Regions from separate parts of the Mus musculus genome. Here all the other regions are linked to region 1. The links are chromatin loops, found by intact Hi-C in ENCODE. Cell type or tissue: gastrocnemius. All regions are shown on one strand.

Region 1 (8,000 bases):
TGTGTGGCAGCAAGAGGACCTGGGGGATCCAGCCCCTTCGGAGAGTTGGCAGGCAGAGAGACAGTCAAGTTGAGATCATCCGGCTAGCATGCCCTCTGTGGCCCGTTGGTGCCGGCACAAGTGGACTATGCCGGCTCTCTTTTTTAAAATATTTCCTGCAACAGGTGGTCTGTGTGTTTATGCAGGCTCATGTGGAGGTCAATGATTAATGTCAATGTTCACCTTATCCACTGAGGCAGGTCTCTCGCTTGACTCGGAGCTTGCTGATTTGGCCAGCCTAGCTAGCCAGCTTACCCCCAGGATCTCCGTCTCTTCCGGGAATATAAATGGGTCTAAGCTGTGCTTCACTGGAATTCATATTTCTTGAAGGCTCTACACAGAAGCTGCTCCAAGATGGCCACTCAGCAGCTCACTCTGTTCTACCACCTAGTCAGATGGCCTCTGGTTACAAGATGGTGGCTGATTCTCTCCATCAGTCTGCAGTGGTCACCAGCTCCTTCTCCCAAACTGCTGTGCACAAAGCCAGAGGCTTGTAAAACCGAACCCCACCCATGGCAGTCTAGAAATCTCTAAATGAAAGTTTGGTTGGGTTGTCCCAGAAGCCAGTCAGGGAAAGGACCGGAGCCTGGGACAAGTTCCCATAGCTTCTAATACAAGGTGAGGTACTGGGTGAAAGATGCCCATCAGACCATAGTCAAGGACATTTAAAATAACAAACCTCTAGGCTGTTAAGTAGGGGCTCACTGGTACCCTGGAGGTTGCGGTAAAACTTCAAGAATGTGAGCTCCTCTTTTGTCCTCAGCAAAAGGGTTGCTAAATGACTGACCCCACCCTTAGGAGAGCCCAAGGCCTGGGCTGCCTGAGCTTGCTGACTAGGGGACAGTGCTTGTCACCACCTCAGCCATAATGATGTGGTGTAGTGTTGAGAGCAAAGGAACAGGCTTCATATATTGTCAACCAAGACAAGTGCCTGGAGATTGATGGCAGTACAGCACCCCTGACTTCTGGATGGAGCTGAGGTCAATGTCTATCAAGAATAACCAAGCAAGCCCTGCATCAGAATTGTGGGTGGAGAAGGCCACAGCTTCTAAAATGCAGAACTCTGGGACACTGAGATGACTCAGGGGTATAGGCGCTTGCTATGAATTGTGATACCCTGAGTTTGATTCTCCCAGACTCATTTGATGAAAAAGAAAAGCATCTCTTAAATATTGTCCTCTGACCTCAGTAGGGACACACACACAACACACTCACACACACACATACACACTCACACACACATACTCACACACACACAACACACTCACACACACACTCACTCACTCACACACACACATACACAATTTCTTCTTTCTTCTTTTTTTTAATTCGAGTGTGTGTATGTGTGTATACGTATGTTCCTTAAAAAGTCTTCGGAGGCTTGGTGACAGTATTATTTCTATCCCTTAGCAGGGCTTTTAGGAATGAAAGGGGTTTTTCCTCAACCCTAAGTGATTTGTAGCAATGCCTGGGGTGGGTTTCATCCAAAACACTGGGATCTGTGAAATGCTGCAGCTGTTTACAGTCCCACGGCTGCATCCAAGAATCCTTCACTAATCCAACTCTGCCTGTCTTAGGCCATACTATTCTCCCAAGGCTCACCTTCCAGAACGTGAAAACCTACAAAGGCAGAGGCCATGGGGACCCTTGCTGGAGGTTGGCAGCAAGGAAAGGACACATCAATAATTCCACTCCTTGGCTGCCAATGATTGGACTGTGGGTAAGAGTGGTATGGCAGCTGATCGGCTGGATTCACATCAAGGCGGTGGATGGCTAGCCAGCCTTCTTTGCTCACACACAGGCCCAGGCACAGGCCTGGCTAGAAGAATGCTCCATATTGCCTCTCCCCAGACTCAGGCAGTGACACAAGGCATGTGATAGCATCCGTCAGAACAAGTCCCTCTGGGCAAGAGTCAGTTCTTCGGCAAAAGCCAAGAGCAGGAGCACACAGCTGCCTTCAGCTGAAGTTGTCCTACACTGAAGGTTACAAGGAACAAGTTGTCCTTCCCTTCAGACGACTGACTTCCTTTTGGATGAAACATCCCAGCTTCTCCTGTCAGGAACATGCCCAAATAAAGTAGCTGCTGCAGCCTTGGAAAAGATTTAGCTCCACAGAGAAGCTGGGACCCAACGCCCACATGGGATTTTCTGGATTTGCCTTTCTTTCTCTCTTCCTTGCTTCCTTCCTTGCTTGCTTCCTTCCTTCCTTCCTTCCTTCCTTCCTTCCTTCCTTCCTTCCTTCCTTCCTTCCTTCCTTCCTCCCTCCCTCCCTCCCTCCCTCCCTTCCTTCCTTCCTTTCTTTTCATTATTATTACTATTAGTTCGGCAGCGGTCATTTGAGTTTGGCTTTCCAAAGCTGTCTGGAAAAAGCTGCCCAGGCTCAGCTGCTCAAGACTGAAATGGGCGTGATGGATGCAGCCGCAGCTCTCAGATTTCTTGTTGCAAGTTTTTCTGACCTGAGTCAAGTAACCTGTTGAGACCAGTCCCCTCATCTACCCAGAGGCCACTCAGCAAATGCTTAGCTCACACTCCTGGATTCCTGTGTGGAACAGTGGAGATAGCGATCTGGCTCGGAACAATTCCAGCTGTAAACAACGCACTTCCTGACGGCAGAAGCAGAGTCCTCGGGAAAATGGCGCGGGTCTGCCTGCAGCCCGCCCCCGTTCTGTGCTGTGGGTGATGCCCGGGGAGCAAGCCTGGAAAGTATGTCTGTTGACAGCAAGGAGAAGCGCTAAATAATCTGCCAGGGACAGGAACTGGCCGCTAGCTAGATTTTTCTACGTAGGATTATATTTTGAAATAATTGCTTCAAGATATTTTTTTAAAAACTTGGCTGGCTCAGGGAGACATTCAGATGATGGTCTGGGGCCTTCAATGTAAGCTAAGGCAGGCTTGTAGAATCATCACCCAGCACAGAAGGAAGGAAGCCAACAACTGGGGCAGAGAGAACGCTCAGTGAAGTGCGTTGGGTTTCCGGTGTCCAGAGTCAGTGTCAGACTGTGGTCTGCCAAAGGTCCTGAGAATCCAGAATGACTTCCCACATGCTCTGCTAGGGGAGTATTGGTGGGGAGGGGGGAGGGGGAGCTTTGGGGACTAGTGACAGAAAGGTTGTCAGCCTAGCCCCAGTCCACCTGGTCAGCTGACTCCTATTAGTTGATAACTCACCCTTGGAGTTACTGCGGAGAGCTGGGCAGCCCTCCCTCAAATGTCCCCTTGGCCTTCTCTCTGTTTTCTCAGGCCTCTGCACAAATGCCACCTTCTCAGGAAAATCTACCCTGTCTGAAAGGCTGATGTCCCCGCCTCATTTCCTAATGTTAAACATGTTGTCGTTCCCATTACAGTTTATATCGTCTATATTGTAACTATCTTAGCAGGAACAAAAATATTCTATTTTATTTATTTGTTTGCTTATTTTGGGACACGGTCCCATGCATACGAAGCCCACCTCAAACTCTCTAGTTGAAGAAGACCTTTAACTTCCCTGATGATTTTTGCCTCCACCTCCAACGTGCTGGGATTATGGGCACGTCACAACCGACACCCAGTTCATAGTTTCTTCAGTGTTCAGGATTGAACCCGGCTTCTTCTGCATGCCACACAAGCACTCTGCAAGCTGAGTTACATCTCCAGCCCCTGACAGGTGAAGCTATTCTAGACAATTCTGAACACACACACACACACACACACACACACACACACACACACACACACACAAGGTCCTGTATATCTCTCTAGTGAAATAATGGTCGCCATGAGATTAGAATCCCCCAAGATATTCATGCTAGGAGAAAGAAAGGATGGAGGCAGAGAGGAACATGGGTCCCAGAATGCTGTTTCACACAGCTCTAACAACTGCACAAGCCCACCTGGAGGACAGATTGGAGGTGTGAAAGGCAGGGCCACTCATTGCCCAGGACTGCTCAGCAGTGTGTACCGCGTGTCCTCTTATTAATCCTGAACTTCATGTCAGGACCCCACAGTGTGCTTGGGAGCTATGGGAGCTGTTTGTTCCTCTTGCTGGTGCGACCACACTGAATACATCTTTCTCTTCTCGATGGATGTTATTCACCTCTCTGATTGGCCTATTGAGAGGGGAGGGAGATGACCACGCCTAGGTTGCTGGACTGCCAGGCTGTGACCCAAAAAACTCTGGTAAGAATATTTTCCCCTCCAGCTAAGATGTCAAGTGCAAGAATGTATATTTTTACTTACAGTTGGGTCCAAGGGTTTTAGAAAAATGCATTCACATCATAAAGACTAGTAAATATTTACTGAATGTGTGAAGGAATCTTACATTTAGTATTGACTCACGTACCAAACACTAGTTATTTCCCTTAGATAGTTATGTGAATGAATATACCAAGAATGAACTTATAATCGCCTAGTGTAAAAGCAGGAACTACTTGCTTGTTTTCTTGAACTTTCAGTTAAAATTGGGGGGGGGGGGGGTTTGCAATTCCTGCATATAGCCACAGGATGGCACCATTGCTCAGTGTATTTTCTCTGGAAAGCCGGCTGGTATCAGAAAATTCTCCACCCTCCTTCCCCTCCTCCTTTTTCTCTCTTCCTTCCTCCTAATACTGTAAAAGTAAGTCTTTTCTGAAGCTCTGGAAGAAAAGACACCGAGCAGAATACATTGCTCGACACCTGTCTGGATCCCTTAGCTCCATCTTCTCTCTGGCCCAAAGCCCAGAGTCCTGCTGTTCCCAGGCTGAAAGGCAGTGCAGGGACCTTTAGGAATGCACTCCCTCTCCTCCCCACCACCCCACCACAGCCCCTGACATCCACTCTGAGTTCCTAATAGCACCATCTCAGCAGCCCCTACCTATCCTTCGGTCTGACTCTGAGAAACCATCAACAGAGAGGTTCTCTGGCCTTTGTCTACTGGCCTTATGAAAAGAATCATGTGATGCCTTTGAGGCTGTGGGCGGCACTGATGGTATTTTGTAATTGGGGAACAAGTTTCCAGGGGTGAAGCAGGGTTACTAAAACAAGAGGACAAAAGGAACATTAAAGATTTTGCTAACCTGATAACCCTGCTCAAACCGAACAATTGGGGGGCTTCCATTTCCTGGATCACAGCAGAGCTCTGACTTCCTGGGTTTGAAGGCTGTGGTCTGGTTCTAGCCATTTGCTGGTCTCAGGAATGGAAACCAGTAACCATCTCCAAACAGAGATTGGGAAAGGAAAATAAGTCACACCCACAGGAATTGTGGGTGCTCCCCCACTTCAGGCTCACCTCCCCTCTTCCAAGGCCCAGTCTAACCCAGACACAGTCACTGCAGGGAGCATGAGCAGTGCTTGACTAGAAGGTCATTCAGGGTGATGATTAGGACAGTCATCAATTCCTGAGGCCCAAGAGTGACTCACTTAGCTCTGATGTGCACAGATCAAAGGAGGGTATTTATGGCTTAGACACAAGCCTGCCATTCTTTGCCATAATAAATAATATAAAGTCCTCATTCTGCTGCCTGTCTCTACCCCAGCTGTCTTTGTACTGACATGAACACCCTTCTCTCTTCTCTCTACTCTTTTCCACCTTGAAAAATGTCAAGACATTCTTTGCTGGCTCTCAGACACTCGGCTGCCATGGTGCCATGGGGAGAGGGGCTCAAATGCCCATGTCCCCAGATAAGAGCACAGGCGGGTCTAGAGTAGGCTTGGAGCTAGCTCTTCCTGAGAACTTACCTTTCTTATTTTGCTTGAATGTGTCTCAGTGTTTGGGCATGCTAGAAGCCCAGCCTCCATTTAAGAGCTCCGTGACTTCAGGAGATCTGTCATGCTTCCATTCCCCAGTCTATAAAATATGGGTAATTAATAGCTCAAAGTCTGACTTATGAAAATGACAAGATAAAAATATGTAAAGTGCTCAGCACCAAGCCTGTTGCAAAACAATGCCAGTGAGCGCTGTTCGTGCTGCAGCATTCTTGTGGTATTTCCAAGAATTTATGGATGCAGCACAGACTGTTCTGTGTGTCCTCCTCAGTGAGGATGTGCACCCCACACCCCGCCCCCAGGACTCAAGACTAACAAACACTCTTACAGGAAGCAAATGGCCAGGAGGATGCTGTGAGCAGGTCCAGCTCAGCTTCTCTGTGGGCACTTCAGACCAAGTACTACCCAGTCGTTAGGCAGTGCCGGGTGCTTCTGGATGCTTTAAGAAGCCACATCTCTGGCTTCTAATCCCTAGATGCTAATAGTAGCCTTTTAGTTGTCACCAAAGAAGTGTCTCTGATGTTTGTCTGCAGTGGGCAATGGTTACCACAGACTCAACTAACCCCCTCTCCTAAGGCTGCAGGGACATTGCAGAAGAGGGAGTAGGTACTGAGAATTCTGCAATTTTGGTTTCTTTTACAATCCCAGAAATATTATAAGAATATAATATTCTTTTTAAAAATATAATATTAAAAATATAATAGAATATAATATTCTTTTTTTGTTTTAATCCCTAGTGATATGGGGCAGCATCTGACTGCGATGTGCCCCATGCTCTAGCAGAGGCATGGTTTTGCCAGCTGCAGATACTTTTTGTGATTGTGTGACATTTGGAATTCTGGGGACTTTTTAGAGGGTAGATAAATGCTAGGGCTTGTCAGTTGTTTAGTTTGTTAATAGTCGTGCTCAAAGAAGAAACAAAAGGAAAAAAATTAAATTCTGGAATCTCTCTCTCTGTGTCCTCTATCCTTCTTCTCTCCTATTTAGTGATGGGGTGAGCTGGAGTGAGGGGTATGATAAAGGTGAGAAAATGCCTACAAAGTAGTAAAGAGGGGCTGCAGGGGCGCACGTGGCCTAAGATCCAGAGGTGCACTGTGAAAAGGCGTGCTCTGGGCAGGACGCACCTGCTATACCCATGAAGTCAGAGCAGCTGTGGCTGTCTCCTTCACCAGATCATCATGCTGGCATCCCAGCTTGGATGGCCATGACACTGATAAAGCCCCACCCCTTCCTACGGAGCTAATGGGACTTAATGGGGTCACTGAAAGAAAGAGGGTCACGACCCTCAGCAGTATCACCCTGGTGCTGGGATTAATCCTACAGTGCCACCAGTCACCCTGGTGCTGGGATTAATCCTACAGTGTCACCAGTCAGCCCTTGCTCAAGTAAATAACTCCCCAGTTGTGCTCATAGAGACCTAAAACAACTAATGAATCACAATGGACTCTGGGGACGGGGGCGGGGTAGGGGCAGAAATATACATATAATATACAAGTAGAAGAGGGGTTCCAAAGTGGGGTGGAAAGAGGGTGTGTGAAGGGGAGGGGATAAGAGAGGATAATGGGGGATATAATCAAAGTAAAAAATATTGTAAAAGAGTGAACAGCGACAGCTGAGGAGGCAGAGATGCCTTGCATGAGAAACACTGGTCCAGGAACCACGGAAGGATGGGGTGCTCAGGCTGGGATCTCACAGAGCTAGTAGTGGCATGACTGTGTCTGTCCACCATGTCAGAGCTCATCGACTGACAATGATTTCCAAAGCCTTGTCATCATCAGTTTGCCAAATATTCCTGATTTCCCTTGACCTCTGACCTCTGACATTTATGTCAGACAAGATTTACTATGTAAATAATAAATAAGATTTATTTATGTAAATGACAAGAGCCAGACAGGTTCTCATCTTCCAACACTTCCTTTGTGTTTTGTTTGGTTTTGGGTTTTGTTCCAGACAGGGTTTCACTATGTAGCCTGGGCTAGCTTGAAACTCACTCTGTAGACCAGGCTGGCCTTGGACTCACAGAGATCCACCTGCCCCTACCTCCTGAGTGCTGGGACTACATGTTGTGTACCACCATGGCTAGCTTTTATTCCATTCTTAACTAGTAGTATTGGCATTCTGATCACAGATTTTTACCTCACTTAGTAACAAAGTTCTCAGTGTTTCAGATTGGCTACCAAAGGGTTAAAGAGGTTGCCGTGTTCAAAGGAGCCTGACTGGAATCAGAGCTGCCACAGATGCAGGGA
Region 2 (8,000 bases), 330 kb after region 1:
CTATCTGAGCTTACAGAAGGTTAAAGCAAGCCTAGGTAGCTTTCTGAAATTCTATCTCAAAAACACAAAGGACAAAAGAAGGGAAGGCCAGTGCATGGCTGAGTGGCTGAGAGCTTTCCCAGTGTGTATGTCCTGGGTTCAGTTCCTGACATCACAGAAGCAGAAATGACAAAGACAGAAGAGAGGGAGAAGTTATTTAACTTAGAGGTACAGAAAATATATTTGATAAAATTACAGGAGACATTTCCCAAATATGGGGAAGAGATGGCTACCCAGACACAGGAAGTATTCAGAAACCAAGCCAAACAGAAAATACCATGTGTGCTACAGTTCAGTATCATATTTATGAAAAAAAGTATTGAGAATCATAAGGGAAAATATCAAATCACATAGAAAGGCAAATCCATCAGAATAACAGCAGATTTCCTCACTAAAAAATCTAAAGGCCAGGAGAAAGGAGTGGTCCATTTCAATTGCTGAAAACCAATGGCCAACCGAAATTACTATGTCCAGCAGAACTATTCTTCACAATTGGAGAGGGGGAAAAAGTTTCCATGATAAACACAAGCTAAAGGAATGTATTACCACTAATCCAGCAGTACAGAAGCTACTGGAAGGAATGCTACACATCAAAGAAGAAGAAGAAAAAATAACATTCATGAGACACAGGGAACAAGGAACTATACTGAAGCAGAAAGCAAGCAAATATGAGGAAAACAGCAAACATTATAAAAATCAACAAAATAGCCAGGTGGTGGTGGCTCACACCTTTAAATCCCAGCACTCAGGAGGCAGAGACAGGCAGATCTCTCAGTCTGAGGTCTACAGAGTAAGTTTTAGGACAGCCAGGGCTACACAGAAACCCTGTCTTGGAAACCAAAAGCAAAAACAAAACAAATGGATGCTGCTGAGAAAGGCAAGGAGACTTTTGTTGAGAAGTGTGCCCAGTGCCACACTGTGGGGAAGGGTGACAACCAAACACAAAGCAGAGGGCTCCTCCAGCCAATGCTTTCTTTTACACAGTCCCCAACAAGAACAAAAGGGTCATCTGTTGCTATATAGGGAACTGGTTACACAGAAACAAGAAAAGCGCTGTGCTTGAGAAAGTTCTTTTCTTTTCTTTTCTTTTTTTTTTTTTTAAACAGGGTTTCTCTGTATAGCCCTGGCTGTCCTGGAACTCACTTTGTAGACCAGGCTGGCCTCAAACTCAGAAATTCGCCTGCCTCTGCCTCCCAAGTGCTGGGATTAAAGGCATGCGCCATCATGCCCAGCCTGAGAAAGTTATTTTCTAAAATACAATGTATTGTAGCACAACCAAATTGTTCACATTACCAAAGCAACATTTCCCTGTATGTTCTCATATCCCGGGCACATATTAAGTACTTAAAGACAACATGAAATACAGTAGATTCCTGGCAGGCTCCACATCTCAAGATTTGACCAACCACAACATAAAAATACTCACATAAAATATCTGTATCTACCATGTACTGACTTTATTTTGTCATTATTCAGCATAATAATAATTGACATAGAGTTTACATTGTTTTAGGAAGTATAAGTAATCTAGAATTATGTAAAATAAAGGAGGATATATGTAAGTCACATGCAAATGCTACACAACTTCATGAAAAGGAGCTGAGCGTAGGTGTTGGGTATGTGCAGGGACATGGTGTCCTAAGGGCAGTCTTCTCAGAGACAGACACATGTGTGCACTCACTATTGCCAGAATAAAAAGTAGATGGCCTATGCACGGACCAGAAAAGCTCCGAGTCCACCTGCTACTCCTCTCTTGACTTTTTTTCTCAGCACACTTTGTTTCCTTTGTCCTGGGGGAAGCACAGGCACATTTCTATAGAGAGCACAATTGACTGACTAGACTTCACAATTAAATAAGCCCAAGCCCATTGCTACAATTAACACTATTCTAAACTAAATGAGTAAAAGGGATTCTAATTTTCTTAATTAACAAAGCACCTTTAATTAAAATCAAATGGAATTACATTGGAAAAGAAACAAAAAAAACCTAAAGAACAGCATGTGTGAAGAAACCAGCCAGCTAAAGGGACTGTGCTTACCATTGAGAAGGAAAATACATTTCTAGTGCAGGATATAATGAAAGCCCTTATTTGATTATTTTTCAAAAATAAATGTGATAACTCAGTGGTCTGGATAGTCTCTAATTACCAGTTTGTTTCCCCTCTTCCCCACTCAAAAAACCATAAGCCAGGCCACCTGAAGTCTGATTTAGCAGGAGCTGGAGCAGGAGCTGGATAGCTTTAAGAGAATCTGCATAGACACTAAAACCACCTGTTATGTGATTAGCGACTCCAGAGGTGAGCAGCACTGGCTCGTGAATAATCAAGATCCAGTTGAAAATGATTTGTGAGCTTGAGGCCAGAGATGGCACACATGGTCTTTAGGAACAATGCATCGATATGGTTAAGAGATTAGGACTTATCACCTCCCATACTGGATTGACTACACAAATAACAGGATAGGAAAGGTTTGGTGTGCACCCACTAACCTTGGCTCCTGCTCTTTGTGTCTCTATCATTGCCTGGGAGACTGCAGTCAAAACTGTCCGACTCTGCCCTTTTGAGACAACTGCAAAGACATGTAGCTGCTTTTTTAAACTCTGTATATAACTGAAAACATCAAAATGTTCACATGATTCTACCTCTAAAAGTGATTTTAGGGTTACCTCAGCAAACTCTGTTAAATAAAAGTAAAATAAGTGTATGAAAATACACAATTTACAAAGGGAAATTGAAGCTGGACTCACCTGTCCATTTTTTCCAAATTCCAGCTCTATTATGGCAACAGGGCTGTGTATCTGAGTTGAGTGCCGTGACTGAGACTTGCCATCGACTCTCCAGCTCAGGCCCCGAAGGCCGTTGTCCCAGCGGCTCTGCTTCATGAGACTCTCTCGGATTTTTATCTTGTGGCTCTTCCAAAACTTGGAGATGACTGCAGCTTGCTCACTGGTGATGCCACCTTGCTTTTTGGTTTGAGCAGTCAGGAATGCCTCTAACTGGTTGAAATCCATGTCTGCAGATGCAATAGACTATAAAGATAAAAGAAAAAGCAATATATTTGAACTTGGTAGATAACTAGACAAAGCTAGCTGCCTAGCTACAGAACATATTTTGATTGAACTTAGTTTCACCAGGACTCCTCTCGGATAGCCTGCTGTTGCCCTGTGTCATGGAGATCCTGAAGCTGTGGGTCTGTAGGACCGGCCCTGAATCTGGGCCTAGGTGGTAGTTAAATGGATCAGACTGCTAGTTCTCCCACACACCACCACCAGAGCTAACTCTCTGGCTGGCCAGGCAAGGCTCAGAGCCAGCTCTTCAGTGATCAGTGGGGCCAGCTCTCCAGAGCCAGCTCTCCCAGGCTGCCTAGGTAAGGGGCAGGGGCAGGATCAGCTCTCCCATGTGGGCAGGGCGCCACTGTGTGGTAGCAAATCAACACCACCTCCGGAGGCATGGTCTTTGGTGAGTCCAGACATGACCCTGAGCAGCAGCACAGGCATGAGACATCACCATGGTCTCAGATGGCAATGCAGGCCTCTCTCACATCAGGCTGTTCCTCACCGCCAGCCTGTCTCCAGTTCTCTCTTCATAGTCACAAACTTCTTACCTTCTCTGTCTCTCCCATCTCTGCAACTACATACTTGCTCATTGCAATGGCACCTACTGGGCCCACACTGCTAGCCTGTGGTCTGTGGCTGTCTTCAATCCAGCCCATGCTGCACAGCCTAGACATCTATTACTTCTATTGAGTCTCATATTCTAGTTTCCATTTCACAGACAACATGGTCGTCAGAAGCACTAAGTTTCCATAAAACCAGAGAGCCAAAGAGTCCTAACTGTTGAGCCATGTTTCTCTGGCTGGTTGTCCTAAGTGACTGCACACAGATATGGACACTGGCATCGCTGCTGCTGCTGCTGCTGATTAAAAAGTCAAACTGATTCTTTCTACCATCAATGATATAAAAATGTTACCACCCAAGGATTAGCTATTAAAGCTTTATTTATATCCCTTAGAGAGTGATTTTCATCTTTTCAAGATTTAGCTGTTACAAGTGAGAAATATGTATTGTTAGACGTAAGCCAACTAGTTTAGTTTAACAATTTGCAGGAAAGTTGAGAAGGTGGTGTAAATCAAACCAGTGTGCCAAAACTCGTAACACTGTTATCCATAGGCAAAAAGGAGCCACCAAATGCTGGACACATGGATAATTATGATGCAAAGCTAAATCTGAGGACAAAAGTAGCTGAGGCGAAGTGGGAATCCCAGAAGCTTCCTTCCTTGGCCAGATGTTGCTGTAGGTACACCAAACCAGGTTGAGGGCAGCTGCAGTCGCACAGGCCAAGGACAGCTACAGATCTACTGTTGTTGATGTCTCTATTAATATAAAAGTTGTGTGGACGGATTGGTGAGATGGTTCAGTGGTGAAGATCACTGGCTGCTGCTGTTCTTCCAGAGGTCCTGAGTTCAATTCCCAGCAACTACATGGTGGATCATGACAATCTGTGAAGGGATCTGATGCCCTCTTCTGGCATGCAGGTGTATATGCAGAGAGAGCATTCATACATTAAAAAAAAAAAAGTAAAAAAGAAAACAAAAATGATAATGATAAAGTAAAATAAATAAAAATTTAATTTTCTTTTTAAAATTGTGTGGCAAACACCCAATCATCCTGATAGATTATTTCACATTACAGTTGAACACATTTACTGCTTAATTGCCATATTACATAGAAATAGAAATATTACTTTTAAGACTAGCCTGATGGCTCATGACTATAATCTCAGCACTCAGGACATAAAGTCAGGAAAATAGCCAAGAATAAATCTGGCCTGTTTATATAAGTTCTAGGGCAGGTAGAGCTCCATGGCAAGTCCCCAAGGAGAGGGAATGATTACTGAGCATGTTATACTAGAATTGAGTTAAATATTCCTATTAGCATCTTCTTTTACGACACTGAAACTCTGTACCATTTCTGCCTCATTCCACTCTGGGATTTTACTCTGGGATGTGTGTGGGGATGCGCCCCTGTACCGACAGTCTGAAAGCAGTAGCAGCACCCACATCCTCAGCTCACCAGGAGTTCCATGACAGCATGTCTTATTCTGACATAACTCTGTCTAGAACATAAAAGCTATTTTGGTTGAGTTTCAATCAGTATCTTGATCTGGGGTCAATCCATCCTTTTCTTAACACAATTCAAACATAAACGGGGAACCAACTTAGAATTGAATTTAAAAAGTCATGCATTCTCATTTAATACCAGTTTTTTAATTCAAGAAAGGCCCACATCAGCTTCATTGCAGTTTTCTTCTCATTTTTAAACATATAAAAATGTAAAAAGCATTCTCAGCTGGGAGGTACATGCTTTTATCCCAGCATTCAGGAGGCCGAGGCAGGAAGAGACAGCTTGGTCTACAGAGTGAGTTCTAGGCAGTCAGGACTATACAAAAACAACAACAACAACAACAACGAAACACTATCTCGAAAAACAAACAAGAGGCAGGCAGATTTCTGAGTCCAAGGCCAGCCTGGTCTACAGAGTGAGTTCCAGGACAACCCTATACAGAAAAACTGTCTCGAAAAAACAAAAAACAAAAACAAACAAACAGCAAAGAACGAAAACAGAAATAATTCTCGGCTTATGAACTATACAAGGACAGGAAACATGGTCAAGCCCTGCTCAAGAACATACCACAGAATAGGCTGACCCAAGTCCACGTGACTGCAGTGTCCTATGCACCTGACCCTATACGAGAAAACTGGTTTATAACAACCACAGCCTAGAAATTAACTTTGTTTACTTGAGAAAGTACCTTAGAACAGTTTTAGTAAACACTAAGTTTTTCAGAAATGTGACTAAAATAGCTTTATAAACAGGATGCTGAGCATTTGGAAGAAGCATTGCTGAGTGTAAAGTGTATGAGCTGCCAAAGCAGCTCAGCTGTACAGTAAGTGCATTTGCTGCTATTTGTTCACAGCGATTCCACATATATGTACGACAGGAACACATACTGACTGCTTGAATGGTTACAGCTTACAAAATCTCAGGTTACTGTAGCTTTTCATTTATTTATGTCATGCTGATGTTTTAAAAAATACAAACTATATTTTGTGTGTGCATATGTGTGGTAATTGTGTACATGTGTGGGCTGTGTATGTACATATGTGTGCTGTGTGTGCTTTGTGTGCATGTGTGTGTACATGTGTGTGTACATGTGTGGTGTGTGTATGTGTGTGCATATGCATGGTGTGTGTGTGCATGTGTGTGCAAATGTGTGCTATGGGTGTGCATATGTGGTGGAGGGGGGGAGCGATCATGCATGTCTGTACATAAATGTGGAGGCCAGAGGTCAGTGTTAGTGTCTTCTTTAATCATTTTCCATCTTCCTTTTGAGCCATAATATCTCAGTAATCCTGGAGATTACTGACTAGGTCTGTGTGTCACCATTACCACTTCCACACTGGAGTGAGTTACACATGCATGCTGCTGTGCCTGGCTTTTTACATGGATGCCGGGAAACCAAATTCAGCTCCTCATGTGCGAGTATCAGGCACTTTACAACTGAGTCAGTTCCCCAGCTCCATATACTTACATAAGAACTTATTATAAGGATATAAAATCAGTCGTAGGAAAAATGTTTATTATAAAAAGTAAACAGGGGCTTGACAGATGGCTCAGCTGTAAAGAGCCCTGGCTGCCCTAGCAGAGGACCCAGGGTTCAATTCCCAGCCACCGATATGGCAGTTCACTGTGACTTCAGTCTCAGGGATCCAACGCCCTCCACTGGCCTCCCTGGGCACCAGGCATGCAAATGGTGCACAGACACTACATGCAGGCAAAACACACACATACATAAGAGAAATAATAATAAAACTTTAAGTGAATACAAACACAGGCTCAGAACTACTATGTATATAGTATTCAGAACTACTCCTCTCTCCAGACCCCCGTTTACTTTTTATAGTAAACGTTTTTCTAATTTCTGAGCATCAAGCAGAAGCTCAACGTTAAACCAGGCATATCTTCAGTACCTAGGTGAGCACAATGCTCCTGCTTCCCACACTGAGAGCAAGCAGCACTAACCTGCTCACAAGTCCCACTGCTACATTCCCAAAGGCAGTTCCTTTCTGTGCCTCTGTGATACTGGGGCTGCCAGAAATGCCCTTCACCCACCACTCGCCTCATTAGCCTCTTCTACCCAGTCAAACATGTTTTTCCCAGTGTCTTCTTCCCTAGTAAGGTAATTGCCCCTGTCACTGTACTTGCCTCAGAACAAGGAAGAGACCTGCTTGCAAGTCTCTTTAACCCATTGATTCTACTCTGCGAGAGTAACACATCTGACACCATTCTCTGACATAGGATTCAAACTGTAACAGGCAGCCTGTCTGAATGACAAGGCACCAGAGCAAGGTGTGCCTGTATTTAAAAAAAAAAAAAAAAAAAAAAAAAAAAAAAGCCTCTCAAACTGTAAACCCCCAGCTTTTATTAAATTTAAAATGAAACACAAACTCGTAAACAAATGTATAACTGTGACTCTTAGACATGTAAACATAAATAAGAAAATCTTTGGGATCTAAGACTACGCAAAGTGTCTCTTGACAACAAGGCACAATTCAAAAAGAAAAACTAACATACTCACACTCATCAAAATTAGCTTTTTCTGGGGGGAGGGTATGGGGGACTTTTGGGATAGCATTGGAAATGTAAATGAAGAAAATACCTAATTAAAAAAAAAAAAAAACTCCCATTAAAAAAAACTAGCTTTTTCTCTGAGGAAGGGGCAAGCTTGCTTCAGCAGCACATATACAAACCTTGGAAGAAAGGATGACTGGGCTGAGGGACACAACATAGGACCAGTGTCCAAGACATAGAAGTTTTCCACACTCAGCCAGAGCAGGCAAGATAGTCCAGTGAGACAAGCCAGGTGACCTGAATTTGATCACTAGAGCCAATACAAAACAGA
Region 3 (8,000 bases), 640 kb after region 1:
GATGTTAACACTACCTGATATTAATCATAATGTTCCATTATGTTGATTGCTTGTAATAGGAAGAAAAGGGGTGTCTTCCTGTGCAACTGACACAGCTAGGCTTTGACGGCAGGCCTCCACAAGGTCTACCCTTTTGATTCCCTTTAACTGAATTCTGTTCATCAATTGTTTTTGTTTCATGGGTGGTGGGTGGGGAAGGGGGAGCTCAATGCATAAATACGTATTTCTAAGGGCTCAGATTTCTGCCATAGGGATCATTTCATGCATTTGTTTTTCATGTAGTCTTTGCTGTTATCTGTCCCTCATCTTCATAGCTCAGCAGTGGATTATTCAAGTTTTGGGATTTAAAGAAGTAGGGTTTTTTTTTTGTTGTTGTTTGGTTGTGTGTGTGTGTGTGTGAGAGTGTATGTGTGTGTGTGTGTGAGTGAGAGAGAGAGAGAGAGAGAGAGAGAGAGAGAGAGAGATTTGGTTATGTTCTATCATTTATGAAAAAGAAAATTATTTTCCCAAAGGAACAAGGATTCTTTCCAAATTTCTTATCCAGAGCCGTTAGGATGTTAGGACTTAGAGTGTGGTGATGGGAACACCTTTGATCATGTGTAGGATCCTTTTATTGGGCTCCAATCCTCAAATTAAAATCATGTGTTCAGTAAGCAGATTCTACTTTTGAAAGTGTTGTAGGTAGTAAATTAATATTATATAACATTACATTAATTGTTATTAATAAGTGAATGAATAAATATAGTAATTATTGAGAGGCAATAATAAGATTAAGTAAAATAAATACCATAAGAGGCTTTTTGTTGTTGGCTTTTTTTTTTTTTTTAAGTCTGTTGTATTTATGGTGTTTGTTTCTTGGTGCTCCATGGGTCTTTTTAGTTGGTTATTAGCAAGAGAACATATTCTGTAACAGTTAGGTTTCTGCTTTTTTTTTTTCTTTTGAATCTTTAGGTAGTGTGATTTGTGCTTGAAAAAAATTTATAGAATAGTAAGTTGTATGCTTAGAGAAACTTTTATCTTTTATATGCTTCTGAGCACCAGTTCTGCAGAGCTCCTGACCAGGATAGTGAGCTTCACTACTACTGCTGATTATGAAATACTGCAGTGACATTATTTCTTAATTTCAGATTTTGTTTTGGCCTCATTCTTATTTTAGACGACTTTAAGGAATGTTCCGCAAATATAGTTTGAGTAGAGATTGCAAAAGAAAATTATTTTTGTAAAGTATGGAATATTAAAATGAAAGAAAACAGCAAAAACATTTAAGCACAATGTAGTTTGGGACAGTCTATATTGTGCTGTGGCTAATATGAGCATTTATATGATCCCTTTGGTTGAAATACTAATGCTCTATTTTATTGTGTAAATGACTAACAACTTTAAAGATGAACTCTTATTCTCAGCCAACACTTGCAATCTGAGGCTATGTGTGTGTGAGAGAGTTTACCTTTCAGGTATTACAGCTGGTTTTTGGAATACCAAAACTACATTTTGGTTCCTTTTCTTTCTCCTGCCTATCCACACTAATTGGTCATAGTAATAATTTTAGGTAGTAAATCCCGGAGCATTATAAATTCTTACATGTTGCTGACTGTTTAGAGTGCATAAGCAGTGGGAGGGATAAAATGGATTGAAAGTGGTATCTGTTATTTAACTTTTTCACAAATGTAATTACAGCTTCCATGTCTGTAAGGAATACCTGAAAGGTAGATACAGATTGCAACATGCATTTGTATTTTGACTGTGCACAAAAGTTTATCTTTAAATTAGTAGAAATAGAAACTGCATAAGGGTGGGGCTAAAATTGAAAATAAACCCATGGGTTTGTCTTGCTGCTCCTTTAAGTAACACACCAGTTATGTTTAAACCCTCTATATAGAATGTATCTCTGACAGACAGTACTTGATATTTGGCTGAAAACTTGTAACTCCTAGAGGGTGGTAGGAAGCTTGATAGCATCCAAGCTTCTAATTTGTTAGGAGCCTGGTTGTGTTAATGTGTGAGCCCATGAGCAGTCACTTACACTATGAATTCCTATTTCCCTCTACAGACAAATAAGCCCATTTGGCTGCTAAAAGGGCTTTTTATTTGGTTCTTCCTCCTGGTGTGAGCATGTATAAACAGCAGGACGTTACATAGAGCAGTGAACAGTAAATGAGGAAAATGCATGAACTCTCAGCTTAGGGGTGAATAGATCCTTGTTTAATACATGTAATTAAATTTGATAGCATAATGTTTTTGAAATGTTAGCTATAAATGTGTGAGTGTCTGTCCATTTGTGAATCCTGAAAGGTCCTAGTCCTATGCCAAGAAATTCACATAGTTCTGTTCTCCAATTTTCAGTACTATGGACTACAGATTTTGGAAAATGTGATCAAAACAAGGTGGAAGATCCTTCCAAGGAACCAGTGTGAAGGTAGGAAGCACCTTCAGGGCAAACAGCGAAGGCTTTGGCTCCTGATGCTTTTACTACAGCTGAGTTGATTAATGTTGTATGGCAGGATCTATTTGTATTGTCCTGCAAGCTATCTTTTAGAGGAAAGAGGCAACCTCCACTTTAGTTAAATCTTGTACAAAAGAAAATAGTTACCTCTGAATGGAGGCAGTATGATTGAAAAGGCAAGTCCTGGGCTACACAAGATCCAACTCAATTTTTAAAAAGAGGGTCAGTATAGTATAATGGCTTAGTTGGTAAGACACCTGTTTTTCTCAGACCCCTACATTGTTACCATTCAGGACACAGCACAAACACCACACACACACACCCTGCTCCTTAAACACATGCACATAATAAAGAGCAAAGCTGTTAATGTGGCTTAGTGAATAGAGGTATACTTTTTTTTTTCTTTTCCCTGAGACAGGGTTTTTCTATGTATCCCTGGCTGTCCTGGAACTCACTCTGTAGACCAGGCTGGCCTTGAACTCAGAACTGCCTCTGCCTCCCAATTGCTGGGATTAAAGGCGCGTGCCACCACTGCCAGGCTGGCTCTCGTTCTCTCTCTCTCTCTCTCTCTCTCTCTCTCTCATATTCCTTTTGAGGGAGGGTAGGCAGAGTCAGTTTGTCCATCCTTCTCCATCTGTGTCCCTTCATCTGTGAGGGACAGAAGGAGGTGACAGATCTTTTGGTGCTGGAGTTACTGGTAATGACATTAATTAAGCTGGGGTGGTAGCACAGGCTTTTAATCCCAGCACTTCAGAGACAGAGGCAGACAGATCTGAGTTAGAAACTAGCCTGTTCTACAGAGTGAGTTTCAGTACATCCAGGGCCACAAGGAGAAACTGTGTCTCAAAAACAAACAAACAAACAAACAAACAAACAAACAGCAAACAAAAAACCCCAAAAAAAAAAAAAAAACCTAAAGGTGGCTGGAGAGATTTAAGAGCATTGAATTCCCTGCCAGTACCTGGTGGCTCATAACCATCTACAAAGAGATCTGGTGCCCTCTTGTGGTTTGCAGGTATAACATTTTATACGTAATAAATCTTTTTTTTTTTTTAAACAAAGGGAACAAATAAGTAATGACAAAGTGTGTGATGGGAACTGGGCACAGGTTCTCTGGAAGAGCAGGAAGTGCCTTTGCATCATCTTTCCAGCCCTGTTCCTGTTTAATGAAAGTTTTGTTTATTTTTTATTGGGATGGTATCCTATTATAGTCAGGTTGTTTTATAGGTAAGGGTGACTTCAGCACCTCCACCTGAGGACTAGGAGGACAGATCTGAGCCTCCACCGCTTTGAGAGTACTGATCAAACCCAAGACTTCAAACATAGTATACAAGCATTCTACCACCTTAGCCTGGTCTACATAAAACATGCACATATAACAGCTCGTTGTACATTTGGCCAGCTTGGTCAACAAAAGAAAAGGGTGGGGATTAAATCTGGGCTGAACCTTGCTTTGGAATAACCTTTAAAACCCATGGGATACCAGATATTCTACTGGTTTTAACCTGGCATTCATAATAAAGTTAGTAACTTCAAAGAAGCTAACCTATTTGATTGTAATTCTGCATACCTGGAATCCTAGGCAGTGTGGAGGCCAAGGGAGAAAATTGCCATCTTTGTTATATAGCAAGTACCAGGTCTCACAGACCTAACACTCTGGAAGCTCAGATCTGTATTGAAGTCCTGAGCAGCTTCTCTCTTCAGACTTCTGATATGGTCTGGGATCCAGTGTTTCCCCAGGACTAGTATCTCCACCCTTCCTGTACAGGTGCATCTGTTTTTGTTTGTTTGCTATCTTTTTCTTTTATAGACAGTGTTTCCTGGTGCCATCCTAGCTGTCCTACACCTTACTGTGTAGACCAGGTGGCCTAAAATTCAGATACCCACCTGTCCCTGCCTCTCAAGTGCTGGGGCTAGATAAAGGTGTGTACCACTAGGCCAGACTAAGACATATTCAAGGGACAGACTCTTGTACTAGTTATTTCTGTGTGCTACACCTTTCACTGACCTGCAGGAAGTCATCTTTGCACGTCTATGTACACCTTACTTGATTTCTGCCAGAAAGTCTCAAACCATTATAACCACATTCATTAGTTCAGTGTACACATAGGTAGTCCCAGCACATTGAGGGCTGTATAAGTGGGATTGGTTCTGAAATGGCAATTTTACTGTAAAGATATGCTTATATTTATATGTTATATGTGTGTGTCCTTGAAAGGGCACAGGATTCCCCCGGCTCTTAAGTTAGACCTTGTGAATCTGTGCTAGGAACCAAACTTGAGTCCTCTGCAAGATCAACAAGCACTGCTGCTCCCATCTCTCCTAACTGTAAAAAGCCATCTTAATGAGAAAGAAGTAATGTGCAATAGGGGTAAAAAGAACTTTGTTGCAATGTTACCATTTTGTTCTGAAATGCTGTAATGGCCATTTAGCCGTAAGCCAGAAATTAACATCTATATGTTTTATAGTTTTTAGTGTAGGGTTTTATTTGTTGTTGATTGAGAAACTATAGCCCAAAGAGATGAAGAACTCACTTTGTGTAACCCTGGCTGGCAGGTGTAAGTCATCACACTTGGCTGAAGTTTAAGTTTGTCTTGTGTCCCATACACATTTGTTTTCCTGGAACTTGTGCAGTAGACCAGCCTGGCCTCAATTTCAGGGGTCAATCTGCCTCCCCAGTGCTGCAACTGTCTCTTAGGAAGTTTTAAGTTTTAAAAAGAAATATTTCAGCTGGGCGGTGGTGGCAGTTCCCAAAAACCATCGGACTCAGAATAGGTCAATCTCTGGAGTATGAGGCCATTGCCAGGTCAGAGTTGGTTACTTAGTAAGATCCTGTTTCCAAAACCTGTGCCTAACCTGAGCGCGCAACTCTTTTTTTTTTTTTTTTTTTCTTCACAGATTTATTTATTTATTATATGTAAGTACACTGTAGCTGTCTTCAGAAACTCCAGAAGAGGGAGTCAGATCTCTTTACGGATGGTTGTGAGCCACCATGTGGTTTATGGGATTTAAACTCAGGACCTTCAGTAGAGTAGTCAGGTGCTCTTACCGGCTGAGCCATCTCACCAGCCCGAGCACCTGACTCTTAACAGCGGAGATTCTGGGGTGTGTGCACCACATAGATGTTAGATGTGTGCATACAAGTGAAGGCCTAGGCAATAACATCTATCCCCAAAATGGACAGAAACTACACCTGTGTTGTATTTCCAATGCTTTCTATTATTTATTTTTATTTGTCTTGGTTTTTTTTTCCCCTGTTTTCTTTTTTTAAGATTTATTTATCTATTTTATGTATATGAGTACACAATTGCTCTCTTCAGACTCACCAGAAGATCGGATCCCATTATAGATGGTTGTGAGCCACCATGTGGTTGCTGGGAATTTTACTTAGGACCTCTGGTATAGAAGCTGGTGCGCTTAACCACTGAGCCATCTCCAGTCTTGGTTTTGTTTTTTTCAAGATAGTTTCACTGCATAGTTGTGGCTGGCCTCAAACTCACAGACATAAGCTTGCCTCTGCCTCCTGAGCTCTCACTCCAGCTGCCAGCCAGGACTATACATTGAGATCCAGCTTTACATTTAAAAAGTAAAAATAAAAGTTCAAGTCAATACTAACACAGGGCTAATGATCAGTCTAAATTAAGACCCTGTTTCAAAGATGAGAGGAAGATGAAAAAGATGAAAAGAAGTAAGCCTGAGTATTGGGAAAACAGATATGGGAAGATCAACTCTAAATTCAAGACCTGTGTAGTATACAGTGTTTCAGGCTAGTTACTTTCTTAAAAATAGCTTTGGAGGGTGAGGCCTTCAGGATCATCCTTAGATATATAGGAGTTTTATTTAGGCCAGTCCAGCTACAGGAAATAAGAAATACTGTTGTTCTATTATTAGGCAGAGGGCAAATGATTACTTAATTTAAAAAAAAAAAAGAAAGAAACAGAAACTATCAGTAAAAGCTAAAGCAGTAAGTGATCCTTTGAAGAAAATGTACCTACAGATGTATGGATTTTCTTTGTAAAAAATAGAGGACAGTTGCAAAGAAAAAAATTCTGAATTGGAGATGTCTTAGCAATTATGACGAGCCCTTGCTGCTCTTTCATGCCTACAGAGTCCTGGGTTCAGTTTGAAGCACCCAAGTTAGATAGCTTTTGACACCATTACCTGTTCATCTTTTGATCAGTGGGCTTTCACACACAGGTGACAAACCAGACAAATGAGTGGCAAAGTTTAAAAGGTAGCTGTACAGTGGTGGGTACATCTTTACTCTCAGCACTCAGGAGGCAGAAACAGGCAGAGGTCAGTTCAAGGACAGCCTCTTTTTTTTTTTTTTTTTTTAAAGAAAGAAAAAAGATAAAATTCAGAAGATTAAAAATAGGTAATTTAGGCAGGCTTTCATGGTCCTATACTCCTAGAACTTTGGAGTCAGGACCAAGAGTTGAAGTGTGCCTGGTGGCTTCAGTATTTAGCCAGGCTGGCCATAGCTTCAGGCAATTGTCATGCTTTAGCTTTAGGACCAGGCAGATATATCTGTTTCATCAAAGAATGCCTGGCACTTGGTATACGTTGACTATAAAATTGATGTGACAGAGGGAGATGGATGGCTACTTCATGGCTACATAGGTCTTGATTGCTCTAAGCTTAAAGTCAAAAGCATGGAAGAGAACATCGTTAACATTTTTTTGAAGTGTTTACTCAAACCTAGGGAGTTTTGTGTGTTAGGCAACTGCTTTACTATTGAATATTGAACTATATCCAAAGTCCTAATTGGCATTCTTTGCAGTTGCCAGCACTGGTGAAGGAATTGGAGTTTGAAACTGTCTCTGCTCTCTACCAGGTCCTGAATGTTTGTAGCATAGAGTAAAAGTATGTCTCTTTCTTGGGTTGTTTTGTTTGTTTTGGTTGTTTTTTTGTTTTTTTTGTTTTTTTTTTTTGGTTTTTCGAGACAGGGTTTCTCTGTGTAGTCCTGGCTGTCCTGGGACTCACTTTGTAGAAATCCACCTGCCTCTGCCTCTGCCTCCCAAGTGCTGGAATTAAAGGTGTGTACCACCACGCCCTGCAAAGTGTGTCTTTCTTGAATTAAGAGTCACATTCTAATTCCAGGGTGTTCTAACTCCTTAGTGCTGGAATTAGATTCATAAAATTCCTTGCCTAATTTAATTTTTTTGTTAATTTTTTATGCATTATATTTTTATAGGAATAAAAAAATATGTTGTTGGTCTCATTATCAAGACATCCTCTGACCCAACTTGTGTAGAGGTAAGGAAAATGTTAGATTTTAAGTTTTATTTTATTTCATTTCAGTGTTTGTTTTGTGTACACGTGCAGGTGAGTGTGTGTACCATGGGTGTGGAGATCAGAAGACAACTTGAGTCATTTCTCCCCTTCTCTCCTACTAAGCTTGTGGGTCTGAAGATTGAATTCATATTTACTCTGAAAACCATCTCAGATGCCCCAGAGATTTAATGGTTTTATAAAATTAAATTTATTTATTTTAATAATATTCTGTGTGCGTGTTTGTAAACACTTGAGTGCTATTTGAGGTTACAGGGCAATTTTT

The links. A loop is a pair of places that touch in the nucleus more often than their neighbours do. Peaks named below come from ENCODE experiments on the same cell type or tissue, not always from the same donor. Only the 100,000 strongest peaks of a DNase experiment are listed, where the experiment ranks them.
Region 2: a loop joins it to region 1, with 6 times the contacts of the local background. A loop is called at or near these places in 40 of 42 quality-filtered maps.
Region 3: it touches region 1 in a loop (10-fold over the local background); 22 of 42 quality-filtered maps call a loop at or near these places.

What each region holds. Positions count from the first base shown.
Region 1 is chr11:22,627,181-22,635,180 of GRCm38, forward strand. No RefSeq gene overlaps it. Among named protein-coding and RNA genes, the nearest start is that of Gm12052, 19 kb to the left of the region's middle. In gastrocnemius, a CTCF peak has its summit at 4,541 (motif pointing right); DNase peaks (open chromatin) are centred at 2,656, 4,561 and 4,711; H3K4me3 peaks cover 1,513 bases; H3K27ac peaks cover 4,324 bases.
Region 2 is chr11:22,953,626-22,961,625 of GRCm38, forward strand. It overlaps Commd1 (COMM domain containing 1), which reads right to left. Exons shown (of 3, transcript NM_144514.2): 2 at 2,786-3,067. Among named protein-coding and RNA genes, the nearest start is that of Zrsr1, 14 kb to the right of the region's middle. In gastrocnemius, CTCF peaks have their summits at 3,452 and 4,564 (motif pointing left); a DNase peak (open chromatin) is centred at 3,403; H3K27ac peaks cover 408 bases.
Region 3 is chr11:23,268,790-23,276,789 of GRCm38, forward strand. Xpo1 (exportin 1) reads left to right here. Exons shown (of 26, transcript NM_001035226.1): 5 at 2,344-2,416; 6 at 7,638-7,699. Among named protein-coding and RNA genes, the nearest start is that of Xpo1, 17 kb to the left of the region's middle. In gastrocnemius, a CTCF peak has its summit at 3,446 (motif pointing left); a DNase peak (open chromatin) is centred at 3,414.